7 separate regions of the Homo sapiens genome follow, and regions 1, 2, 3, 4, 6 and 7 are each linked to region 5. Evidence: chromatin contacts called from ENCODE Hi-C or POLR2A ChIA-PET data. All regions are on one chromosome and are shown on one strand. The core of a region is the stretch at or near the end of the contact, and the rest is flanking DNA. Distances in the headings are between cores, read along the strand shown. Region 1 overlaps DLEU1 (deleted in lymphocytic leukemia 1). Region 2 has its middle 110 kb from the start of DLEU1-AS1. Region 3 holds the start of DLEU1-AS1 (DLEU1 antisense RNA 1). Region 4 has its middle 21 kb from the start of ARL11. Region 5 holds the start of DLEU2 (deleted in lymphocytic leukemia 2). Region 6 overlaps DLEU1 (deleted in lymphocytic leukemia 1). Region 7 holds the start of EBPL (EBP like).

Region 1 (3,678 bases), core at 695-3,194, 290 kb before region 5:
GATGCATATACCATAGGTCTAAATTGACTCCTAGAACTGCATTAGTCATTCTAGACACTTTAATCCATTACTTAATGCATTACTCAGATCCTGCTACCAGAGAGGGAATGGCAAGAAGTCAAGGTCAGTTAAATACGGATGAAAACAATAATAATCTTGAAAACACCTGCACCTGTGAAGAAAGACCCATAGTTGGGAAGCCTCTCACTGTCTAAATGTTTCATCATTTGTCATTTAAAATGCTTGCCATGGTCTTATTTTTAAGCACATAGTATCTTTGTGTTAGAGACCAAATTTTAAATAATCATCCTCTAATTAGAGCAACCCCCAATCAAAAATGAGTCACTGACCTTTTCCTCAGTGTTTTATTTCAGTAAGCCAGAATAAACACATGAAATTGTTACTATGGAGACCAAAGGTACTAAAGGGACCCAGCCTCTCATTAAAAAATTGACACACCAGCAGGAAAAAAAAATGATGGATGTTGTAGTTATTTTAGGGAAAAACGTGTCCCAAATGTTGAGGTTAAATCAGCCACCCCTTTTCCTCCAGGGGAAAAAAAAAGTTTCCAATGCAAATGGTTTGAATTAATGCCACGGATATTTATAACAACAGTCTGGTTAGGGAATTTATTTGCTATTCATCAAGCCAATATCCCTGAGGATTAAAAGAGCCCAAAGAAAATATTTTTAAAATAATAAATGAAATGTCTTTTGGGTTGGGAAGCCACTATATTCATATTCAGCACCACGACTGCTGGGCTGCGTCCTCAAAGCCCAAGGCCTCTGGGACTGGACAATTCCACAGTGCCTTTGGAAGAGATGAACAGAACACATGTGTCCCAGCTGACTTGCTGGTAGGAGAGCTGAGTTTTCTTAAATTGACACCCTCAAGTAGTAAATAAGAAAAAAGAAACCAAGAGTGGCCCAATATGCAGATCTAAAAGTGGAAAAGGCATTGACTGTTTCTTTTTTAAACAACTTCGTTGGTTGGGTTCTGGAGAGAAAAGGTGGAGAGGGAAGAGGTGTAACTCTTCTAACATATCATTGGAAAATGCCATCCTCACTTTTTAAAAATAGCACTGCATGATGAAATATTGTTTTGGTGACGTGATGCCTAAAGAAGCACTGCTCATCATCATGGTGACTGTGATGGAGGCCTGGGTGAGCAGTGGTGTAGACAGTTGCACAGAGGAGCCCAAATGTTGCTCGAGACCCAAGAAAGCCCTGTGGGGTGAGGACAGCACCAGGCTCACCTGCCCACCTGGTCTCCATCCAGGAGTCCAGAGACCCAGGACCAAACTGATCCTGTCTTTATGTTCAATGTGGAGATCTTGTTCAGGTGTGGATATTTTTGGTATTTGTTTTGATTTTTAAAAAATGTACTTTAAGTGTTTAATATTTACCTATTTGTAAATGTTGCATTAAAATATTACTTATCCCTTAGCCCAGCAGGTGGTGCACACCTGTGGTCCCAGATACTTGAGAGGCTGAGGTAGGAGGATCATTTGAGCCCAGGAGTTTGAGGCTGCAGTGAGCTATGATTGTGCCACTGCACTCTAGCCTGGGTGACAAAGACCCTGACTCAAAAATGTATAAATAAGTAAATAAAATATTATTTATATTGATTACTGCATATTTAGTGTCCCCTGAAATGCAATGCCCAGGACAAGTACCTCACTTGTCTCACCCCACTGCCTCACCCTCCAATGTGGGAGTCTTTTGGGGTGGTTCAGAAGAAAAGCACTCTCTTTGTAAGACAGGCAGTAGGAGAACGCTCCTCAGGGAGAGGCGGGTACCCAGATCCCCCCTCAAGGCAACAGCTTCTACTTAGAGGAGTTCTCTTCCCTCAGCAAACCATTCCAAGCAGAATCTGCAAGACACAATCAAACTGAAAGCAAGACTGGACTTCTGGCTTTGGATCCCTGGTTTCAGACCCTGTCTGACATTGCATCGGGCGGACATCCAAGCTTCAGTTTCCTTCTGTGTTAAATGAGGATAAGAAGAAATCCACCTCCTGGGCTCACTGTGAGGGTTCAACGGGGTAATCGTGTCAGTAGCTGAGAAGCATGAATATTTGATCTATGTCAGCCATTATTACTGTTTTCCAAATCTTGGTTCCTCCACTAGTGACTTTACCTCTTGGAATTTTAATCTCCTTTTCTGTAAAATGGAGAAATAATAGGACTATCTCTTAAGGTTGCTGTAAAGATTAAATGAGTTACTGTACATGAAGTACCTAAAACAATGTGTACATGTGCTGTTAACTGTTACTATTACAACAATCACTACAACTACTACTGTTGTTCATACTATTAATAGCTTATTCTCCCTCCTCCTCCTCCTGCTGTAACTACTACTGCCACTGTGGCTGCTATTGTTGCCCTGGTAGTTAGGTAGTTAATACAATTGCAATGAGAGCTAAAAATGGCAACTCCCTCCCCTGTGTGAGAGATCCTTAGCCTATGTTTAAACATTCAATTTGGTTTGCTATATGCTATGCTTTTTAAAATGTTTTAAGCTATTCAAACATTTTTATTTTCTACATATAATGCCAAATAACCTGTTGAACTGATTGCCCATTTTTTTAGCTGAGTTGTTTGGATATGTTGTAGACAGAACCCGAGACAACAGAAGAGTTAGTGAACTTCAATTGTTTATAAAGGAGCGGCATAAAAATAATCTTTAAAGCTAAGGGAATGTTAATATTTAGATCCATCTAAGGGAAAATAATAACAGTTTGTGATTTCCTCCTGCCTCACTTCCAGGGCAAACATTTTTAAGGGAGGATTTGATTTTGTAACATAAATTGTTTTCTATATAACCCCAAAGACATGAGTGATTAATAGTGAGCTATAGAAAGAGATGCCCATAATTAGCAGCTTGGGTACAGTCAGATATAAACATATATTTTGTTTGTGAAACATGCATCTTGAAAAAAAAATACATCCTGCTAGATGTCACAAAAGGGTCAAGATGCTAAGAAAAAAAGTAAAGACAAAATTTTTAAAATAAAATCAAAATCAAATATGATAAGTACATGCATACCCAAACCACACTAAGCCTGAGACAAAATTTTATCCAGGTTTTTAATCATCATCATCATCATTGTTGTTGTTAATTATTACTTGTATCAATGTTGGTATAATATGGTGATTCTGATTTTTATTTTAATTACAAGGACCTTAACCAAACATGTATCTTGAATGCAGATAAATAAATGCTTTTCATATAATGGGTCATTAACATTTTAAGACTGTAAAATGCATATGGCTTATATCACTAATAATAGAATTATTATTAATTCTATTACAATTCACTAATATTCACTAAAATATTACTAATAATTCACTAATAATCACTAAGTCACTAATAACTGTTCACTAATAATTCAGTAACATATCACTAATTACATTATTAATATATCACTAATAGTTCTATTATATTAATATATTACTAATCTATTATATTATCACTAATAATTCTATTTCACTATAATTCTAATAATTCTAGTATTAGTGATATATTAGTGAATTAGCGAATTATTTCACTAAGAATTAAAATTAATTAGTGAAATAATTAGTGAGATAAATTAGTGGAAAAATTAGTGAAATAATTCACTAGTAATAGAATTATTAGTGATAATAATGACATAAGTTACATCTGACACTTACTGGGC
Region 2 (3,374 bases), core at 687-3,186, 510 kb before region 5:
AATTAGCTAAAAGATGCAAAATATATTTAAATTCATGACTTCATAATTTTTTTAAAAAAACTCAGTAGTTATCTTCAAATATTTTTCATTATTGAAAACAGACAAATTAAGGGAGAGAATCAAGCACCTATCCTGTCTTCCCCATTAGAAACAGCTCTGAATAACATAACGGTCAATCAGGGAAAGTTTCTCTTTATAGAAGTTATTATTCTGGCTAATAAATGAAGAAGTAACATAGACTAACACCATTTAAAAAATCCCTAATGAATTAACAGAGAACCATATTAATTAATGCCACAAGGATACAATTGACAAAATCCAAACTGTGGGAAACCTTGGCTTATTCAACAGATAAATTGAAAGGACTACATAACAAGAGGTGGAAATAGAACTTATTAATTAATAAAGACTTAGGAACATATCCACTAGTCACAAGATTTCCAGTGATCTCACAAATATAATTTTTAAAGTTTGGTTTATTTGAATCCCGTTTCAAAGAAACTGAACTTTAAAAATTGTATTTATGAGACCACTGGAAATTTGAATACCGAGTTCTCTAATCAGCAGAAACAGATCTAATCAGCAGAAATGGATACTGAAGATTATTCTGAAAATACAGCCCATAAGGAGTTTGCAGAAATCCTTGGGAGGGTAATAGACTTCCCATGATCTATGGGAGGGCTATTGCAGTTCCAAAAGCTTATGTCTAGGTCCTTCCACCCCATAAGCCCTAATACATGCATTAATCACCCTTTTTCACCCTAAGTGACCAAATAACTGATCTGAGGAAGCACCCAGGAGGCTTGGGATATACTCCTGATTGTCATTAGTTACCACATGACTTACGACCGGCACTCAATTTATTTGGTCCTCAGTTACCACATTGGTACAATGAGAATAGCTTCAGGTTCTAAACATGACAATGATTCTATTCTAACTCGTGGTGTTGTGAATTGGTGCAAGGGGTGGGTAACCAGCAGCGAGCAGACTGAAACTCACAAATAGGTCCGCAGGTGATGTGTCCTTTCTTGTGTTGGCATCCCCAGAGAGGCGGACTATGGCCAGAGCAGCGACAAACACACTGAGGGGCCTTGCGGCAAGGGAGACATCCCACTTCCTGTTGTTTTCCATCGTTATAGGAGTGGGGTCTGTCTCTGAATTACAGCCTCTTGGTGTGAGAGCAGTCTGAGAAAATCAATATTTTGGGCTCAGCTACTAAGCTGCCTGAGCTTAGGTTCTAGCTGTTTAGGGGATTGCTAGGAAATGCCAGAGGCTCAGCACCTGGAGGCTTTAGGGGTCCTAAACCTGTGGGAAGTTAGTTTGAGACAGCCACTCCCACTGGAGAAAGGAATGTCCCTGGTCCTATGAGAACTTGTAGCCTCTCCTAGGAGAGGTGGGGCTTTCAGGCTACCTTGGTTGCCAGGCAACCCAGAGAAAGCTCTCAGGCCAGGGTAATTTACATACTCATTCTGCTTGTCTCCACAATTAGGTATCTATGTGGGTAATTTACTTAAACAAAGTTTGACATTTATTCATATTGTTACCAAGCAAAAGGCCTTGCTGCCTGAAGTGCTAGAAACCAATACTATGACACTGGGGTTTTGAGAAAATAAAAGCTTTTTATTGTAGGTCGACCAACAAGGGGACAGAAGTTCAGCTCAAATCTGTCTCCTTGTGCTGACTTTAAGGCAGTATTTTTATTAGAAAAGGGTTAGGGGTGGATTCTGAGATTAACTGGTGATTGGTGGAAGGAAAGGGGAGATCCAGAAAATCCTTGGCACACACAGTTATCTCTGCACGCTTCCTCATGGGTCACATGTTGCAAATTTGGGGGAAGTTAGTGTGAAACATGCAGTGGAAATTTGGGTTGTGACATCAGCAAGCTCGTTCTGCACTGACTCCATTTGGCCATATTGGTTCCAACTGATTTCAGCTAGGTTTGTTATGTTGCAAGCAGAGGGAGTTTCCGCATTTCAGCAAGTTTTTTCTTTTCTTATCTAGTCACTGGTTTCTTTAACTGTTTGGGTCACAGTTTCAATAATACAAAATGTCTTGAGTTTCTAGCATGAGAGAGGAACAAGAGACACAGCAATGAAGAGGCCAGATGGCTCATGGAATTTTCATTCTAGACTATGACATCTCCAAAGTGTCTATAATTTTCTATTCATTTCCCTATGTTTGCTGTAATGCTTTGCCCTAAAGATACAAAAGGGTATGGATTCTTCACTGCATTTTCTCTTATCTCTATCTCTCTGTAACATTTCTTCTTCTGTAAAGGGAACAGATTGGAATTGACAGACTCTAAGGATCTTTTCAGGGCAGAAGTCTTGTTATATGAACGTTACGGTAATTAAAAAGACACCTGGGAAAGAGTCATATGAAAACTGAACTCAGAAGGAGAGCCCTAGGTGGAGGACAATGGGGAACTGGAATTTCTTTGCCCTGATTTCAGAAGCTTCCAGTTGTTTCTGAGATAGCTCTTGAAAAATTGCTGTTAACCTGGTACTCTCTAGTCATAAACATGCTCAGACTTAGGAAGTAGAGTCACAGATGAGGTTCCACAAAATTATAGCGATGCGGGATAGGATACAGGCATGTCAAGACAATGTGACTTTGAAAAGATGATAAGGCCTTTAAGGCCTGGAAGCACCTGATGTGACCAGATCAGAAGGTAATCTTTGGAAATTGAATCCTATCTTATATATCTGTGTTTCTCCCCCATTGATTTTCCTTGAGAATTAATTAAATTCTGAGAGTGCTCTCAGCCTATCACAGCTATGCTAAAGGGAGCCAATGATATTATTCCTACTCAGATTAACTGGGGCATACAATTTTATATTTTGAGGTAAAAGCAAGGCTCTCCACCCCACAGCATCCCAAAGTGCCATGGTCAGCCTCTGCACTCCTGTTAGAGTTTACTCTATACTCTCCAGACCAGGAGCCCCCAACCCCAGGGCCACAGACTGGTACTGGTCTGTGGCCTGTTAGGAACTGGGCCACACAGCAGGAGGTGAGTGACAGGTGAGTGAGAGAAGCTTCATCTGTATTTACAGCTGCTCCTCATAGCTTGCATTACCACCTGAGCCCTGACTCCTGTCAGATCAGCAGGCAGCATTAGATTCTCATAGGAGTGCAAACCCTATTGTGAACTGTGTATGCGAGGGATCTCGGTTGCATGCTCCTCATGAGAGTCTAATGCCTGATGATCTGTCACTGTCTCCCATCACCCCGACATGGGACCACCTAGTTGCAGGAAAACAAGCTCAGGGCTCCCACTGATTCTACATTATGTCAGATTGTATAATTGTTTCATTATATATCACAATGTAATAATAATGGAAATAAAGTGTACAATAAACCAGAATGCACTTGAA
Region 3 (3,328 bases), core at 204-2,703, 400 kb before region 5:
TGAATATAGGGCATAAAAGGGGATAAATTGCCTAACTCAATCCACCCTCGAGGCCTGCCACATTAAAAAGATATACCACGGAACTTTCGTCTGCCCTGAAATGATTGGAAATACTGTGAGACTGCAGAGTTTAATGAAAACTCTGAGTCTCAACTTGAAGTAGATAGATAACTCTCTGATCTACTCTTGGGCCTATATATAACATTTTATATTTGTCAAGGCCGCTCAACATTCACGGTTAATAATTAGTCCTGGAAGAATATTTATAGCTTATGTTAATTCTTATCCCGGAGACATGCAAGGTTCAAAATAGGTGGGATAAAAGCACATTTGGGTAGGCTTAAATTCAAACCCACAGGCACTATGTACAGAAAAAGGCACTAGGTGTTTTTTAAATTGACTCAGAAAAAGTTAAAATGGAGAAACTTCTATCTGCTCACTTGGTCCTTCATGGGGAATTCTACCACTTCCCTTGGTCCAGCTCACTCAAGGCCAGTGCCATGACAACTCCTGGGTTGAGAATCACTGATTTAAATGGCATTTGACCACATCTGTCCCCACTTGTGGCTCTCTGCTCTGTAGATTTGCTGACTCACAGAGTCCACCGGCAGAGATGCTGACAGGCATGAACTGGTTGCATGACACTTGGAAGGCATAGCGGGACATCTGCCTCACCAGCTTCCTTCAGGTGTTCCACTGAGCCCCAGCATTCAAATTTCCATCTGTGGGAGAGGAAGGGAAGGGAAGGCTCTGGTCTGTGGTACCGTAGGATTCCAGTGATGCCTCTTAAGCATCCCCCACCATTCTCTGATCGTTTCCCACATGCAAAGTGCCAACCTGGTCGTGCAACAGTGTACACATGTGGTGAACACCAGGCGCCCTCCCATGAGACTTCTGCAGCATTCCAGCACTCCATCCTCCCCCAGCTTCCAGTTTAGGACAGGTCCAGGAGAGGAATGGTGAGGACAGAGTTAAACGCAACTTTTGCTTCATTGTGGGTTCCTTCTTCCTGTCCTCCCGGCCATCAGACCTCCTCCTATAAACAGATGTGTGCTCAGATTAACTACTTTTTGGAAAAAACAAGGAAATGATAATACTAGAAAAACTTTATTGAACTAATGTTTGTCTATGTACCAGGAACTGTGCTAAATACATCACATTTATCTCATTCAATTCTGACAAGAACCCTACACAGACAGGTGTTGCTGCTGTAGATGGGAAAACTGTGGCACAGAGGTGAAAAAGTCTTACCTATACAGATACATTGCATCAAAATTCAAGCCGAGGTTCTGACCCCAAAGCCTGTGCTCCAAACTAGAGTCCTCCTGTGCACATTTCACGTCTGGAATTATTATAAAGCATTTTGCAATGACTAAAATAGGCACATGAATGAAGACGTATCCAGGTCTGCCTGAGAGGAGACTCGAAGCCAAAGCCCAGCTCAGCAAGGCCAGAGAATTTCAGTGTATCCCCGCGGGGCGCTGGAACTTCGTCTGGGTGCATTTGTTTTTATAAGCCTGGGTACTGCAGAGTCATTTAAAAACATGTGCTTGCCAGGGCAGAACATCATCTGATGGCAGCAACCACCTGGTGCTGGCCACGACTGAGGAGGGAACACATCAGGTGAGTGTGGGCCAACCCTTCCTGCACAGAACAGGAGGGCGGGGAGGGGGGGGGATGCTTGATTTTTAGTGGGAAGGATGAGGAAAGCAGTTCTGAAATGTTTTTCACAGAAATAGAAACTAGTGAAATAGAAGCTGGCATTTGACTACTTTAGAAAAAAGAGAGGAGGGTAATAGGGAGGAAAGTGATTGGCTGCTGCTGTCAAACTCAGGAACTTTTAAAATTTTGTTTGTTCCCCCAAAGAAGTGCATGCCCAAACCACCAAGAGAGGGTAAGTGATGACAAGCAGATCTGCAAGGCGGGGCCCCAGTCACAGTAGCAAGCACCCTATCTCACAACAGCCCTGCAACCGGCAAAGTTGCAGCTTCTGCTACAGTGCGCATGTGTGCGGGTCCCCTTCTCCCCTCTTCCCTCTCCCCTCTCCCCTCTCAGCCCATCCTCCTCAGCCCAGATCCCTCCCTGTACCAAGACCATTCCAGCTGCACGCAATAATCAGGCAAGCAACTTCTAACCCAGCCTAGGGGACTCAGACGAGATAATGCTTAATTTTTCTGCAACGCCTTCTTAAGACTCCAGGGATCTGTACCCCAGGATGGAGAATGCTTTCCCAGAAGCACAGCCTGTTTCTCCAGCCTGAGAGTGTGTGCTGCAGAGCTGGGACCCCACCCTGTATCTAAAGTAATTGCTGTATCTAATGGTGTGGTGCTGCTGACTTCCTTACCAGCTGTAGCTTTCTGTTGCCCGACCCTGTTATTGCTGGCTCCTGCTTTATTTTAGGGATGTTAACCTGCTCGTATGTGTCTGCTAGTACCTTGCTGGTAAACTCCATCTTAAAAGCTCTTCAGAGAAGGGCTTTGTGAGTTTTCCTTTTACAGGCCTTTATTGCATTTTTTTTCTCCAGGTTCCTCTCTCTTCCTCCTCTCACTCCTTTCTGCCTGATTAGAGCAGAGGATGTTAGCTTTTCTTAGGGACACCTTACAGCCAGCCAGTCACATTATATGAGAATATGTTGTTCTAAGAGCCTGCCCCTAGGTCACAGATTCAGACCTGTGGAAATGGCCTAGGCTATTCTGAAATGCTCTGATGGGGTTCCAGCATTCAGCCTCCAGCTAAGCTCCATCCTTGTGAGCTATAAGTTGGAATGAGTAAGTAGGTCAAACATCTAATCCTCCCTGTGCCAGCATCCCACCTGAAGGGCATGGCAGAGAAAGGGGAGCATGGGGACCCAACTCATTCACTATCAACAGGTCTTGTTCATTTCTTTTCTCTAGGAAAAAGCAACACTTCTCTCCATCGGGAAGAGGTGGACGCCAAGGCCCCGTTCATTGTAAGCACACCTTCTCCTCTTCACAGAGTACTGTCATTGCTCCCCTATCTGTGCTATGGACCTACACAGTTTAACAGAAGCCCACCAGGGGCTTAGGTGTTCTTTCATCTAAGTAGTTCCAATATCCTCAACCACTACAGTAAGATGTCTACATGGCAAATAAATTCAGGCATAAAATACAGCGTGGGCAGCATATGTGGGTGCTCTCCAGCCACTTCTGGTGGCTGCTTGGACCACTTCATAGAGACTTGTTCCAAGGAACAAGGAGAGGGTTTTGTGAAGTGTTTTGACTCCCACTGAAATGGCTGCTACAAGAGGTTATTTCTCACTGCAGGAGGATTTGGGAATAGGGATAGGGGATAGGAGATTATAAAGCCA
Region 4 (3,297 bases), core at 254-2,753, 480 kb after region 5:
CCAGAAGCTTCGTCAATCAGACAGCCTGAGACTGGATTTGCGTTCCTTTCACTCTGGAATGACTTGGTGGTGTTAAGTGTGTGATGCCTTGGCCTTAGCAACCCTGTGTTTTCTTTCTTTCTTTCTTTCTTTCTCTCTTTTTTGAGATGGAATCTCCCTGTGTCACCCAGGCTGGAGTACAGTGGCACAACCTCGGCTCACTGCAATCCCCACCTCCCGGGTTCAAGTGATTCTCCTGCCTCAGCCTCCCGAGTAGCTGGGATTATAGGTGCACGCCATGATGCCTGGCTAATTTTTGTATTTTTAGTAGAGATGGGGTTTCACCATGTTGGCCAGGCTGGTCTTGGACTCCCGATCTCAGGTGATCCACCCATCTCAGCCTCCCAAAGTGCTGGGATTACAGGCGTGAGCCACCATACCCGGCCCCCTGGCTTCCTTTCTAAGGATACATTCTGCCTGTGCTTCAGAGAAGAGGGGTTTTCATCAGCTCCTGGATGGAATGGTGTCGGCACCAGGGAACCCCCACTAGAGACCTGGAGAAATCAGGGAAATGAAATGACTGAGTCCTCTGTAGCAGGTGAGTGGGGACAGGCTGTGATTGTAAGTTGTCAGCTCCTGCATTTGCCCCAAACAAGCTGGGCCAGAACCCCCGGGGTTCACCTTCCCACAGCAGCTGCCTCTACCATTTCCAGAGCCTGACCAAGGAATGCGACTCAGGGTGCTGGGCTGATGGAGAAGGGCTGCTGTAGGTTTGATCTTGGCTTTGCGTGGGCCTGTCAGCATGCTACAGGTCTGGGGGCCACTGAGTCCCACCCCTGCTGGGTGCCTCTGTACCTTATAACTGGGCCTCTGCCTACATTTCTGTCTTGTTAACACTTCAGTTTTTCATGAGAGCAGAGCCTGTCTCAAACCTCAGTTCATTTGCCTGTTGGCCCCAAAACCCTAATTAGCCCTAGCCAGTGGAAAGGGGTTGGCAGTGATGGTAAAGATGTGAAGATACAAGGAACCAGGTGCTTTTCCTGTTAGTGCCGGCCCTGACTGACGCCGACCCCTACTCTGGAAAGGGTTGTCAGTAGTTCTCTAGTCCAGTGTTAAGTTCTGCATAGAAAGGGTTCCATGGTCATGATCAAACACTCTGTCACCATCTCCCCCACATGCCATGCCTTAGAGATTGGATATTCCCATAATCATATGAAGGGTTTTGAGATGTCCTGCATTGGAGAAACTTGTTTAGTGTCATTGAATCCAGCATTTCTCAAGCATGTTGGACCAAGGAACCCTCTTTTCAGGTCAGTTCTTTACATCCTTCAGAAGTAGTGTTTCACAGAACCTACCTTGAAAACAAGGCCCAAACCAGGCCACAGCCACCTCGTGACAGCTATCAGCTGCTTTGACTTGTGGCTGCACTCCACCCTAGATGGCATCTCCTTAGATGCTGAACCCTGCTGAAATAGAACCTGAGGTCATTGCATCACGAGCCAGCACAGCCTGGCCCATCTTCCTAGCCCTAATCCCACTCAGCCTTGGCTTCCTTCCACTAGCCACCAGTTTGCCTAGGACAGCAGAAGAGAGGATTCCCCTGTGTGTTCACATCTGCCACACCACCCTCACTATTCCCACCCAGATGATACCTAAAATGTGCAGCTTGCCTTGGGGCTGGGAGCCCATTGGACAGAGATTTTCTTGCTTCTCACCTTTGAAAACAAGAATTTAATTCTTATCCCTATACTCCACTCACACACATATTTCCCTTCTTCCCTCCTCCCAATATAAATATTTAGTTAAATGAGTATTTAGTATTTACATTATCGTGACTATGGAAAAATTATCCACAAGTGAGTCATTTAGGATACTATGATTACATTTCTTTTCAGGGCAACATTTTGTTTTCCCAAGAGCTGATCATTGTCTTTTTTTTTTTTCTGTTTGCTTAGTTTTCTGCATACTTATCAATAATTCAATCCCACACTCTGCCAAAACGGAAAACTTCCCCGATATAATCAAATAGATAGGTAAACTGTTGGTGGTGATTGGTTGGTTAGCTGGTTGGTTTGCAACATCCTTCCTCTAGGAACAATTAGTCCCCTTGCTCCCATCTATACTGGTTGTTCTGGAAGCCTCTGCTTAGCCACAGTTCTGGAAATACCTTTGCTTCCCTCTAGTGTTGAATTCCACGTTGCCTAGATGCCATGTCTGCATCTTGGTTCATTCTTTTAAGGGAGCAAAACTATAGTCGCTTCCTAACAGAAAGTGAATGAGCCCTTGCATGTCTGAGAAATGTCATTATGCTATGCTCACAATTGATTTATAGTTTAGGTATAAAATTCTAGGTTGGAAATAATTCCTCTTCTGAATTTTTACTTTCTATTTTTAAATAATTTTGGACTTACAGAAAAGCTGCAAAGACACTGCAGAGTTCTATGTAATGTCTTTATGCAGCTCACATAGCCATAGTACAATGATCAAAACTAAGAAAATAACTTTGGTACGCTACTACTTACTAAACTACAGACTTCAGATATAACCAATGTTTCCAATGTCGTTTGATTTTTCCATGATCCAATCTGAGATTCCACTTTGCTTTGGTTGCTAAGTCTTCTCAGTCTCTTCCTGTCCTAGGCAGTCTTTCTTTGTCTTTCATGACTTTGACAGTTTTGAAAAAGACTGGTCAGTTATTTTTTTGGAATGTCCCTCAATTTGGATTTGTTTGATGTTTTCCTCATGATTAGACAGTTATGGGTTTGGGGCAAGAATACCATGGAGGTAACGTGCCCTTCTCAGTACATCGTGTTGGGTGCTTGATGTTGATCAGACTTATTACTGGTGATGCTAACCTTGATCATGTGGTGAAAGTGGTTTCTGCTAGTTTCTCCATCATAAAGTTTTTTCCTTTTGCAGATAATAAATATATTAGTGGACATACTTTGAGACTATGTAAATATCCTGTTAATCCTCAAACTTTTACCAACTAATTATAGCATTCATTGATGAATCTTGCCTGCAACAATTATTACTGTAGTGTTCTAATAGTGATTTTCTTTTTTCCTCATTTCTTTTACATTTATTAATTGGAATTCTCTTGTAGGGTAGAGCTATTTCTTCTCCATTTATTTAGTCATTCAATTATTTATTTTTATTAGCACTGACTCATTTATTTTATCCTATGGGTCACTGGACAATTTTGTTGTTCAAATTGCCCTCGGAAATTAGAAGGCTTTGCTCCATTATCATTTATTTATTTATTTATTTATTTATTTATTTTTATTTTTTATTTTTTATTTTTTGAGACAGAGTCTC
Region 5 (3,691 bases), core at 1,133-3,632:
CTCTGCGCACCCTCGCTGGGCGAGCCGGAGTCCCGGCCTCTCCCGAGGATACGAAGCCGGGGGTCAAAGCTTGCCCCCGCGCCATACTCCTTTGCCTCGTCGAACTTTCAGCACGGTCCCATTCAGTCTGGAATTTCAGCTCAAGACCCGGGCCAAAAGTTCCCTGCGGAGTTGGTATATTAACATCCGCGTTCGCTTTTCCAAGGGGGTTGAGGGGCTCCGGACAACTTCTAGCAGCTCCCGGGCGCCCTCCAGGGACCGCCCCCACCCAGTTTCTGCGCAGCTCGGGCCCCCACCGTCGCCTCGCGACCTCAGATCTTGGCCTCCCACGGCCGCGCTCAGGGAAGCTATTGCAACTGATGCGCCCCGGGTGCTTTCGTTTTGCTTTCGCTCCCTCCTCTCCGCAGCTGGGAAGACTGCGCAAGAACAAAGTAGGGGCGAAAAGCGCGTGTCCTGACAGTGTGTCGGGGACACTGCAGCTTGGCGCGAAGCTAGGGCGGGGAAATGAAGGCTGAGGCCCGAGGCCTCTGTATCTCTGCCTCTCGCAGGTGTGGGACGGGCCAGGGGGCCCTGCCTTGTTTTCTTCATGCAAGGAAAAGTGGTTTGTAGATATTCAAAACAAAATTGGCGCAGAAACGAATTCGCCGTCTTAGGAGTGCTGTGGCAGGGCACAGCAGAAGCAGGAAGACGGGCGGCCAGGGCCTTTGCCTAAATTGGAAGGAAACCAGGAGCGAGCGCGCCAGCTCCCGCACCAGGCTCTGAGTACCGTTAGGTGTGAGGGGACCAAAGCGCCGTCCGGTTCGCTGGGGGGTCGACTAAGCTCCGCGTTTTGGAAGCCCAGCAAACACTGCACAGGTTCGCTTTACTTCCTCTCGCCTTCTTTAGAACGAGTGCACACATTGGCAGCTGACGATCCCACCACCTAGTCTCCCTCTTAAAAGAGGGCAGGCAAGCCTGGAAAGGTTTCCCAAATAGAGGCAAACTTATTGCTGTCTTGACTGGCCCAGCGAAAGCGCTCTCAGCACTGGCTGAGCCCAGTGCCCAGCCAGGAAGCTCGGCTCGGGTTGCGCGAGTCCTTGAAGAGTCCCCCACGGCCTGCAGTTGGCCCGAATGAGGGTCTGTGCGCGGGAACGGTTTCCCCAAACCCCTTAAGTAATAACATAACCCTTCCAGACTGTTCATCACACTGTTCAGCTGCCAGGAAAGGTGCGACGCGCTTCTTGCCCTCGTCCCAGCTCAGCTCTAGTTTCTTCCGCCAGTGAGCTGAGAAGCCAAATTATTTTATTCCCACCCTGTAAAGTTAAACTGCAATATACATAAATCACTCAGGGAAGCTGCTAAGATAAATAACACTCAAATGAGCTACTTGCACTTGGTATTGTTGTAAGGCCTTCCTCTGGTGTTTACCGCCCTCCTTGTTTACATGAAGCTCAGGAACAGCGGCTTTAGGCCGGTAGGGAGCTCAGTTTCATTTCAAGGGTATGGCAAGGCCTATCATTTCGTCATAAGGCTTTGAAGGAAAGTTCGTCTGTTTTTGTCTCACATCTAACTTCCAGTAACTTCTCAAAAACTATATTCTTCCAACTGTAGCTCCGGTCTGCAAACTCCCTTCTCCCTAGCTGTCCGGGAAGGGGGACTCGAGCTCGCGCAACGCCCCGCTGCACCTGCGGAGGAGGGAGAGCGTCTGGGTGCGCCATGGAACGCCCGCACCGCGCTTCCCGCGCTCCGCCCGCCTGCCCGCGAACGGCTGCGAGCCACCCCCGCATCCCTCACACCTCTGCCCTCCCCAGTCGTGCGCGGGAGAGGGGGCTAGCACCGCAATGCCTGGAAGAGCGGCCGCGCGAGGGGCCTGGGGACAGGACAGCCTCCCGGCTCCGAGGCGAGGCCCGAATGCGCGCACACTCGGCGAGCGGGGCGGCGACTGGGGAGCCGGAGACGAGAGAGGGCGGAAGTGCGGGACGCCCCGCAGCACTCCCACAGGTCGCGGAGCCCGAGATCCTCGTCGGGTGGCGAGGGCGTGGGTGCCCACGCTATGCGTGACGCCTGAGCCGCGGCCCGAGCCCACGAGCTGGGTGAGGCCGCTGCCGCCGCCGCCGCCACGAAGCCTGGCGGGCGGCGCGGAGCCCCGGGGAGCTGGTTTTCCCGGGCGGGCACGTGACGGGGTTGGCAGCGTTCGGGCCCCGGCTGGGAGGGGGAAGAAGCGGGGAGCAGAAGGCCGCGGGCGGGCGGCTGGCGCGCTGTGTACTTAGGTCGTGTGCTGGGGCTTTTCTCTCCCAGGAGCCGGCGGGGGGAGGGGAGGGGGAGGGGCCACCGCTCCGCCTTCTCCTTTTCGCAATGTTGACGCAATCTATAAATAGTGGAACAAAAGGACCAACTTCCTCGGAGCTTTGCTGAAACTGCACAAAAAATCGAGCCGGGGGGTTCCCTGGTCCCCGGCGATGGGGCGGGGAGCGCTGCGCCGGGGGAGGGGGCGGGCGCGGCGGCGCGGGCCCCGCCGAGGGGGGACACCTGGCTGAGGCACAGCTGCCGCCGTGCCTTTCCGCGCGAGCCCAGAGCTCCGATCCCTGCGCGGGCTCGAGAGCTCGCCCCGAACGGGGGTCTTCCTCCTCCGCCGTTGACAGGTCAGTCCGTACCGCCCCTTTCAACACTGTGGGCTTTCTTTTTCCTCCCCCGAGCCTCCACTTTTAGAAGGGAACTGAGAGGAAAAATAGAACGAGGCGCTGCAGCAACAGCCAGCAAATCTGCAACCCCAGCAGTCCACACGGCAGGGGTGGCCGAGGGGGCTCAAGGAGGCGGTCCCCGCCTGGCCCCTCGTCGTATGGCCGGTGCCTGCGCCGCAGCCAAAGACGGAGGACTGGCGTGCGCCACCCGGGCGGTAGGGAGAGCGGAGGCGCGGGCCGCCTTGCTGGGGTCGAGGAGGGGCTCCCGGCTGCTTCTCTCGCCCGTGGGCCGACCCCCGGAGGCTACGCGTCAGGGCCCGGAGGCCGCTGCATGCGCCTCGCTCCCTCCGAGCTCGGACCCGGCGCCTCAGCTTCGTCCTCTAACTGCTGTGGGAGGATGGAGCAGAGAAGCGCTGTCGCTGCACGCCGCCGTGCCCCCTGGCTCTGGTGCCCACGCAGCCAGCAAGCACTGAGCTGGGGGGCAGGGTGGAACCGGGGCACGCTCGCTTCTCGGAGCCTCGGACCTGAGCGCGAGCGCCCGCCGCGCCGCCGTGGCGGTTCCACAGGGCGCGGGGAGGGGGCGGAGCTGGCGCTGTTGACAGCGGTGCCGGAGCGGGGAGGGCGAAAGTTGGGGAGAGGGGGCGGGGGAGAGGTGGGAGTCGGGGCTGGGGGAGAGAGCGCGCGCGCGGGCTTCGGCGGGGAGAGGGGGGCCGGGTCATGTGATGTACAGACACCCCCGCTACAGGCTGGCTGCAGGGGTGACGTCACCACCCTTGACTGCAGGGGGTGGCACTTCCGCTCCCTCCCCAGCTGCTCCCCAGCCCCTGGCACCGCCGGCTGGAGCCCTTTCGCAGTTTGAGTGGGCAGAGGGAGAGAGGGGTTTTCCTTCTGGCCCCAGCCCGACTGCTTCTCCCGCCGCCCGGAGTCCCCGCCCTGGGACCGGAATGGGAGCCGCGGCCGCCCCCTCCCGACGCGTCCCATTGTGTGAGCGGGCGGCGCAGGGCGGAGGCTGGTGCCGGCCCCCCGCAACT
Region 6 (3,559 bases), core at 436-2,935, 280 kb before region 5:
AGTCAATATCAGAGGTCCCAAATTCAATCTTAAGGTTCTGACTTAAGTTTCAGATCTCAACCGTCCCTTTGGTCTCTCTTGTTAGCACAAAAGAAAATGGTCTAAGCTACAAGAAGGAAACTTACAGTAGGATGCTTTTCAGAAGGGCTTTTCCCTAGGAGGCCTATGTGAGGACACTTCCGATTTTCCCATTCAAACTACTCCCCCATCCCCATCCCATAGCTACTGAAGCAGTACAGGAGTGGTTCAAAAACATTGGTACCTAGATTTGAATTTTATCTCCACACTTAGGCAACTTGCCTAACCTCTCCAAGTCTTAGTTTCATCATCTGTCTTGAGGGGTTGTAATAATATCCACAATACTGAGTCATGATGAACATAAAATGAGATAACCCCTATAAAGTGCTTAGCACAGTGCCCAGCACTAAGAAAGAACTCAACAATGTTAGCTATTATTATATGGCCATGCTTATTATGCAAAACAGTGATTCACATTCGAACTTCTGCTATCTTAATAGGGAAAAAATTTTCATTTTTATTTCAATTCTTTCTAAATCCTTTAACCCTTTCCTGCCCCATAGCTACATATAATCCAACTGGTAGGCACCAACTCCTAGGCCAGTTAGTGAAAGATGCTCATGGAGGGAAAAGGGCTTCAGTTCTTTTGAGTTTCTTTGCCTAATTATAAGATTTTCCTATCAGCCAGGATGAGCTCATTCGTGCCAAGTATCCCCTTATGCATGGTGAAGCTGAGAGGAAAGACACATGCCTGAATTCAAACTGCAATGAGAAAAAGAGATGGACATCAGGCAGAATCGGGGAAACAAGGTGCCAAGTACAGGAAGCATGCTTTTTGGATAAGAATTTACATTTGCCAAATTTGTTCTGCCCTCAAGTTCCATCTTCTGCTCTTAAATTAAAATGTCCTTCTTTTCACTCTCAATCAAAATGGGTGGGACTGAGTAAGTTTGAACTCCCACAAGAGACAAGTGACAGGAAAGATGAATTCTTGACCAATTGGACTAATTCTGTTACTTACACCTTTTCCCCTGGGGCGTGGAGGGAAAATGCTAACAGTCTTCTCAGAGCTTCATTCTGTGTGGCTTCCCTGATGCTGTGTGTTTGTACTCATCACGGTGGGGCATATACTTTCTTCCCTGCTGAAATTCCAGCTTTCATTTTTCTTTAGCAAGCAACACTTAGTTTGCTGCAGCCTGCTGATTACAAGGGTGCACAGACCCAGATGAATCATAGAAGCAGGCAGATGGCACAAATACAAATCCTCTGCATTGTGTCTTACACCCACACTAACCTTCTCATGTGGCCTCTCTTCCCAGCATCCCTTTCCTTCATTACCTCATCCATACCCAAAGGACAATTAGTGCATTCAGGCACTAGAGACAGCTAACTGTACAAGGGAGAGTACAGCAAACAACCTCCTGGTTCTTGGAATCTAGACACAAGACAAAGGCAAAAGAATTAAAAACAGTAATCGTATCTGTGGCAAGTGCTGCAGGGTGCCATCCAGATCTCTCATCAGGTCCTAAGTATTCATCCCCCAGCTGCCAGGGGTGTTGACTTCTGGTGGCTTAGCTGAGTTCCTTTTTAAGTTATGTCCATGGGCTAAGGGGGCCACGTTTCCCAGTGACACCTCCCTCCCAAAGACAGACAGTATCCAATCCAGTACCTGGTCAATGTGTATGTGTTGGGTGGGTTTGGTGGGGTGGGGTGGGGGCAGTCAAAGTTGATCTTTCTGCTTAATTTCAGAGCAACTCTGAACGGCCATCCCAGGTCCAAAGCTCCCCGTAAGATTGGCAGGGGCTTTTATTTGGACTGCATTGACGTTTGACTTCTCCTTCTGACCTGTCCTTCTCCTATCACCCACCAAAAGAATTTTCTGTGTACAAATCTCCATCTCAGAACCTATTTGCCATTGAACCTGACCTAAAACAGTAACTCTGACAAATGAATGCATCAAGGTTTGAGGAAACTAGTATTCCAGAAACGTCCACCAAGACTTGAAGCACTCCTTAAGATTCATGGAAAGTTAGGGGGTAGTCTGTGGTGTTACAGAGCCAGCCAAATTGGCCCCACAGTTAGATGGATGCACAAGTTAGGCTCTGGGGAATGACAGGACCTGGGACTGAAGCCAAGATGCCTTGGGCTCTGTCCCAGCATTTCTTCTGTGTGCCCTTACACAGGGTTTTTAGAGCAGTGCTTCTCAAATGAGCAGTGTTGGAGGACCATTTTCACTTTCAATATATCACAAACCAATTTCTTGTCAAGTACACTAAAATAAACTACAACTCCACACTCCCTAAGTGTGGCCTACACATAGTAACTGCCTTCAAAAGAGCATAGTATGAAAGTAGGGGCAGGGAAGAAGATAACTTTACAGTAAAGAAAACTGGCAAAGACTGCCTCTGCCAGACGACCAAGGTCAACATCAACAACAGTGATAAGTCCTGTGCAAAGTATGTAGCCTTGATATGATGTGGTGAAAATGGCACTTCAGCTCTTTGGTCTTCCTCCCCCAAACCCATAAGCCCAGTTTAATCATGAGAAAGGCAAATCCCAATTGAAGGACATCCTACAAAACACCTGCCCGATAATTTTCAAATCTTTCAAAGTCATGGAAACCAAGAAAAGTCTGAGAAATTGTCACAATCAAGAAGAGACATGATGATTAGTGGTAATACGGTATCGCTGGATAGGATTCTGAAAGAGAAAAAGGACATTAGGTTAAAAACTAAGAATATCTGAATAAAGTATGAATTTCAATGAATCATAACGTATCAGTATTGGTTCACTAATTGTAGCTAATGTAATATATTAATTTTACTGTCTTACACTATCTATAAGATACTGCAGAGTATGCGCGAACTCTCTGTACTATCTTCTGAATGTTTCTGTAAATCTAAAACTGTTCCCAAAATAAAGTTTATTATAGAAAATAAAACAAATGACAACACACCTGGTCTTTTAAAGACATATGAAATATAGGCCTAGATGACTTAAAATTTCTCTGTCAAATTACCATAAAAGTTTTTAAAAACTTACTGTCACTTTCTATATTCCAACCACCAGGAGTAAGTGGTTCTCAGACTGGCTTCGGTCTGTTGACTATCTTTGAGGAACTCTCAATTTGACTCTAGGGTTCAGTTTCCTCATCAGTAAAATGGGAGCATAGGGCTATAGGATCATATTCCCCTCTGGATAGCCTCTGGATAGCCTCTGAAGTGCTGTGCTAAGTGATCGATCACCGTCTGCCAAAACAGCAGGTGCTCAGAACCAGATGACTAGAATCAAGCCCCCTTCCATGACGATGACATGAGGTCCTCACTATCCAGCATTGTGAACAGCTGTCCTCTCCCTAAACCTCTTGAACTCCAGTAATACAAAGGCTACTATCTCTGGCCTTTTCTTTTTTTTTTTTTTCCAATACAGAACTAGAAAAGAGGGAAAACATAAAAATAATGCTATGTGTTCAGGCTGTCACAGATGGTCCCCAAACCAGGGTGCTGAGTGTTCTTTTTCTGTCTCTCACTTGGAACCCCAG
Region 7 (3,265 bases), core at 283-2,782, 430 kb after region 5:
GATGTTAAATAATGTAGGTTTGTTCCCGGACCAAACTGGGGGTTGGGCAGCCCAATAATGAGGTGCAGATGAACTGGGGAAGAAGAGTTTTTATTTCTGCAACCGGTTACAGGGAGAAGGTCTGGAAATTATTGCCAGACCAACTCATAATTACAAAGTTTTTCCAGAGCGTATATACCTTCTAAGCTATATGTCTACGTGTAAGAGTGCATTCATCTAAAGACGTAAGTGATTAACAACTTCTAATCCTGAAGACCTTCCTCTGGAGCCTCAGTAAATTTACTTAATCTAAATAGGTCTGGGTGCTGGGATGATTACCCTTATTTTGTCTCTTGCTAAATCATGGAGGCTTGTGGAATTCCTCCAGACTCCCAATAAACTTGTTTTTGGAGGCCTGGGGAGTTTCTTCAGACCCCCAATAAAACTTGTTTAATCCTAAACGGGTCCTGTTAAAAATTCCTTAGTTATCTTGTCATGCTTCAAGGCCCAAGAAAGGCCTAGGCAAAACTCTTGGTGGGCTTTTGTTACATTCCAGACTTTGGTATATGGGCACTGACTCTTTCAGCTTTTAATTTTTTTTTTGTTTTTTGAGACGGAGTCTCGCTCTGTTGCCCAGGCTGGAGTGCAGTGGCGCGATCTCGGCTCACTGCAAGCTCCGCCTCCCGGGTTCACGCCATTCTCCTGCCTCAGCCTCCGGAGTAGCTGGGACTACAGGCGCCCGTCACCACGCCCGGCTAATTTTTTGTATTTTTAGTAGAGACGTGGTTTCGCCGTGTTAGCCAGGATGGTCTCGATTTCCTGACCTCGTGATCCGCCCGCCTTGGCAAAAAGTGCTGGGATTACAGGCGTGAGCCACCGCGCCCGGCCTCAGCTTTTAATATTTAATTTAACCACTCAGTGCTGAAGCAGTTGTGATGGAGGCCTGCGATAGTGAAACCTGGCCTGCCACAGGTTAAACGCATCTATCGCCAAGCCAATAGGACTTACCGCTCCTCTCACCCACCCTTCTACTTTTCTGGATTTTTAAGAAATGGAAAGATTGTCAGAGTAGGCCATAAAGGCTTTAAGCCGGCTGGTGGCTGAAAACTCCCTTGGCCCCCAGCCTCCCTGGTAAGGCTTGCTGCAGCCTAATTAAAACCTTTTGCCCCTAAAATTCTGCCCCGGTCTACTGGCAAAATTTCCACTACCTAGGCTTCACTTTGTGGCTTAAAGTTTGAGCCTTGTTAAAAGCGAAACAACATCAAAAGGTGTGGCCCTATTACCAATCCTTTGGGCTCGGTTTGGGAACAGGTTTGGTCGAGGCGGTTGCGCAAGTTGGTGAGCACGTTCCTTCTACGGAACCTCCATGGGCGGCACCTGGCAAAACCACCGGACTCAGCAGGCTGGCCAGGGTGCGAGGCGGGCACGGAATCCTCGCTCTGGCCCCGACCCGGCCGGGGAGCCCCGTCCCTCCCCGGACCGCCTTGGCCAATCAGCTCCGCTCCTCCTTGGCCATCCGGCTCCGCCCCTTCCCGGCCAGCCCCGCCCCGTCGTTTCTCTCCCTGCTTTCCTCTGCCGCATGGTCCTGGGCCGTTGGCGTCGGAAGCCTGAAGCATGGGCGCTGAGTGGGAGCTGGGGGCCGAGGCTGGCGGTTCGCTGCTGCTGTGCGCCGCGCTGCTGGCGGCGGGCTGCGCCCTGGGCCTGCGCCTGGGCCGCGGGCAGGGGGCGGCGGACCGCGGGGCGCTCATCTGGCTCTGCTACGACGCGCTGGTGCACTTCGCGCTGGTAAGTGCCATCGCCTAGACCCTGCACTCCCCATCCCAGAGAGTGGGAGCGGGGGCGGCAAGGCGGGGTGAGGGGGTCCTGCGGCTTTTTGCAGCGAGCTGGCCGCCCCTCCCCCTGCTGCAGGAAGTCTGTTAGCTGAGAGGCGCCTGGAGGCCGCGGCGGCCGGAGTTCTGATTCCCAGGTCTGTGAACAGAGCGCAGCTTACCTTGTGCTGCCGATTCCTCCACCAAACTTTAAAAAAATTCTGTACGTGCTATGTTAGTTTAGAAGATACCTCAGCTTCCTCGGCTTTGTAACCTGCACGTAACTGTTGAACTGGACATAATTGAGAGTAGAATTGAGGTCATTTTTAAATGCCCCAGAGGGGGCAAGGAGAGATGCTTGCTCCGGAGGCAGCAAGGCTATTGTCGCAAAACCCGAAGCCTTTGCCAAGACAAACGAAACACCCGTGTCTAATGTGTGCCAGGCGCATTACTGAGTTTAAAATTTCAGATCTTTACAGCATCCATAAATTAGTTATTATTGTTCCCCATTTTACAGAGGTGAAGGTAGGCGCTGCAAAATTAGGTGACTTTCCAGTGCCACACAGCTGGCATGATTCTGAGGCAGTCTAGTCTGGCTCCCAAGTTTGCACTCTGTGTATCAGTCGAGGTCTTAGGAAATATGTGTCCTTAGAGATTCAACCCATTTTATAAAATAGCCAGGAAGGTTGTGTTTAAGGCATTTATATTGAAATGCCCCGCCCCCCACCACACACGCGCACGCACACACACACACACACTTTTAAGTTTTTTTTAAACTATGCCCAAGTATCAGTTTGTTTTTTTTTTTTTTTGTAAAGTTGACCTTGTTTAACTCTAGACACACCTGTGGCTAATGTGAAGCCAAAGTCAGTAGTATTGAGAAAGCAAGCCGAGTTTTGGGTAATCATCGAGTTCTGTAAATGTTTACGGGTTGGCTTTGTGCCCATGACTGATGTTGCTGGAATTCTTTTTATTCTGATAATCAACATGTAGAGATAAGGGACAGTGAATGTTTCTCTCAACTCCTTTATTTATAGAATTCTTTTTTTTTTTTTTTGTCTTTTTTTTTGTTGTTGTTCTTGAGACAGAGTCTAACACTGTTGCCCAGGCTGGAGTGTAGTGGCACTATCTCGGCTCACTGCAACCTCCGCCCCTTGGGTTAAAGCTATTCTCCTGCCTCAGCCTCCCGAGTAGCTGGGATTACGGGCGCCCGTCACCACGCCCAGCTAATTTTTGTGTTTTTAGTAGAGATGAGGTTTCACTATGTTGGCCAGACTGGTCTCAAACCCCTAACATCAGATGATCTGCCCACCTTGGCCTCCCAAAGTGCTGGGATGACAGGCGTGAGCCACCGCCACCGCCACCAGCCGAGAATTGATTTTTAAGCTATCACTTGAACACAAGGTTTCCCACAGAACAAGGGAGATAAAGCAGATTGCTAGGCCCGGTTAGAAAAAATGTATAACAAAATGTATAAC

Evidence for each region. Hi-C counts contacts between places; a loop is a spot of excess contacts on that map. ChIA-PET counts read pairs that join two places held with the same protein, here RNA polymerase II (POLR2A). Pooled maps may share reads with other maps.
Region 1: a map of gastrocnemius medialis shows a loop between it and region 5 (14-fold over the local background). The contact joins the enhancer-like site here to the promoter of DLEU2 in region 5. A Hi-C loop is called at or near these places in 4 of 168 maps with a recorded cell type or tissue (IMR-90, ascending aorta, gastrocnemius medialis and 1 more) and 9 of 50 pooled maps. POLR2A ChIA-PET finds 5 or more read pairs at or near these places in 3 of 52 experiments (MCF 10A, Panc1 and activated CD4-positive, alpha-beta T cell).
Region 2: a map of B cell shows a loop between it and region 5 (3-fold over the local background). The contact joins the enhancer-like site here to the promoter of DLEU2 in region 5. A Hi-C loop is called at or near these places in 2 of 168 maps with a recorded cell type or tissue (B cell and CD14-positive monocyte) and 2 of 50 pooled maps. POLR2A ChIA-PET finds 5 or more read pairs at or near these places in 4 of 52 experiments (B cell, HCT116, WTC11 and 1 more).
Region 3: a loop to region 5 is called in a map of IMR-90, with 10 times the contacts of the local background. The contact joins the promoter of DLEU1-AS1 here to the promoter of DLEU2 in region 5. A Hi-C loop is called at or near these places in 24 of 168 maps with a recorded cell type or tissue (B cell, Caco-2, HCT116 and 18 more), 12 of 37 single-sample maps with no recorded cell type and 31 of 50 pooled maps. POLR2A ChIA-PET finds 5 or more read pairs at or near these places in 14 of 52 experiments (AG04450, B cell, CD4-positive, alpha-beta T cell and 11 more).
Region 4: a loop to region 5 is called in a map of gastrocnemius medialis, with 28 times the contacts of the local background. The contact joins the enhancer-like site here to the promoter of DLEU2 in region 5. A Hi-C loop is called at or near these places in 3 of 168 maps with a recorded cell type or tissue (IMR-90, gastrocnemius medialis and psoas muscle) and 6 of 50 pooled maps. POLR2A ChIA-PET finds 5 or more read pairs at or near these places in 2 of 52 experiments (A549 and HCT116).
Region 6: a loop to region 5 is called in a map of dorsolateral prefrontal cortex, with 3 times the contacts of the local background. The contact joins the enhancer-like site here to the promoter of DLEU2 in region 5. A Hi-C loop is called at or near these places in 5 of 168 maps with a recorded cell type or tissue (IMR-90, dorsolateral prefrontal cortex, posterior cingulate gyrus and 1 more) and 5 of 50 pooled maps. POLR2A ChIA-PET finds 5 or more read pairs at or near these places in 3 of 52 experiments (MCF 10A, OCI-LY7 and Panc1).
Region 7: a map of sigmoid colon shows a loop between it and region 5 (4-fold over the local background). The contact joins the promoter of EBPL here to the promoter of DLEU2 in region 5. A Hi-C loop is called at or near these places in 2 of 168 maps with a recorded cell type or tissue (CD4-positive, alpha-beta T cell and sigmoid colon) and 14 of 50 pooled maps. POLR2A ChIA-PET finds 5 or more read pairs at or near these places in 3 of 52 experiments (CD4-positive, alpha-beta T cell, GM10248 and WTC11).

What each region holds. Positions count from the first base shown.
Region 1 is chr13:50,418,376-50,422,053 of GRCh38, reverse strand. The region is part of intron 3 of DLEU1 (deleted in lymphocytic leukemia 1); the gene reads right to left. Among named protein-coding and RNA genes, the nearest start is that of DLEU1-AS1, 110 kb to the left of the region's middle. Within about 2 kb of position 1,944, at least 7 of the 41 ENCODE cell types and tissues checked have a DNase peak (open chromatin) inside an H3K27ac peak, as active enhancers do; they include ascending aorta, gastrocnemius medialis and psoas muscle, where a contact is called at or near this core.
Region 2 is chr13:50,634,218-50,637,591 of GRCh38, reverse strand. No RefSeq gene overlaps it. Among named protein-coding and RNA genes, the nearest start is that of DLEU1-AS1, 110 kb to the right of the region's middle. RefSeq lists enhancers at 1,225-1,519, 1,916-2,115 and a silencer at 1,225-1,519. Within about 2 kb of position 1,936, at least 4 of the 41 ENCODE cell types and tissues checked have a DNase peak (open chromatin) inside an H3K27ac peak, as active enhancers do; they include B cell and CD14-positive monocyte, where a contact is called at or near this core.
Region 3 is chr13:50,525,574-50,528,901 of GRCh38, reverse strand. DLEU1-AS1 (DLEU1 antisense RNA 1) reads left to right here and starts at 1,453. Exons shown (of 3, transcript NR_125753.1): 1 at 1,453-1,623; 2 at 2,895-2,950. DLEU1 (deleted in lymphocytic leukemia 1) reads right to left here. Exons shown (of 7, transcript NR_109974.1): 6 at 838-1,036; 7 at 259-722. RefSeq lists an enhancer at 1-70.
Region 4 is chr13:49,648,302-49,651,598 of GRCh38, reverse strand. No RefSeq gene overlaps it. Among named protein-coding and RNA genes, the nearest start is that of ARL11, 21 kb to the right of the region's middle. Within about 2 kb of position 1,503, at least 3 of the 41 ENCODE cell types and tissues checked have a DNase peak (open chromatin) inside an H3K27ac peak, as active enhancers do; they include IMR-90, gastrocnemius medialis and psoas muscle, where a contact is called at or near this core.
Region 5 is chr13:50,124,232-50,127,922 of GRCh38, reverse strand. It overlaps DLEU2 (deleted in lymphocytic leukemia 2), which reads left to right and starts at 2,382. Exons shown (of 14, transcript NR_152566.1): 1 at 2,382-2,621. All of the region lies in intron 2 of DLEU1 (deleted in lymphocytic leukemia 1), which reads right to left. RefSeq lists silencers at 1,930-2,259, 2,290-2,499, 2,820-3,329, 3,410-3,691 and an enhancer at 1,551-2,261.
Region 6 is chr13:50,399,120-50,402,678 of GRCh38, reverse strand. All of the region lies in intron 3 of DLEU1 (deleted in lymphocytic leukemia 1), which reads right to left. Among named protein-coding and RNA genes, the nearest start is that of DLEU1-AS1, 130 kb to the left of the region's middle. Within about 2 kb of position 1,685, at least 5 of the 41 ENCODE cell types and tissues checked have a DNase peak (open chromatin) inside an H3K27ac peak, as active enhancers do; they include dorsolateral prefrontal cortex, where a contact is called at or near this core.
Region 7 is chr13:49,689,753-49,693,017 of GRCh38, reverse strand. EBPL (EBP like) reads left to right here and starts at 1,532. Exons shown (of 4, transcript NM_032565.5): 1 at 1,532-1,764. The coding sequence starts at 1,594. RefSeq lists silencers at 1,407-1,606, 1,637-1,776 and an enhancer at 1,240-2,237.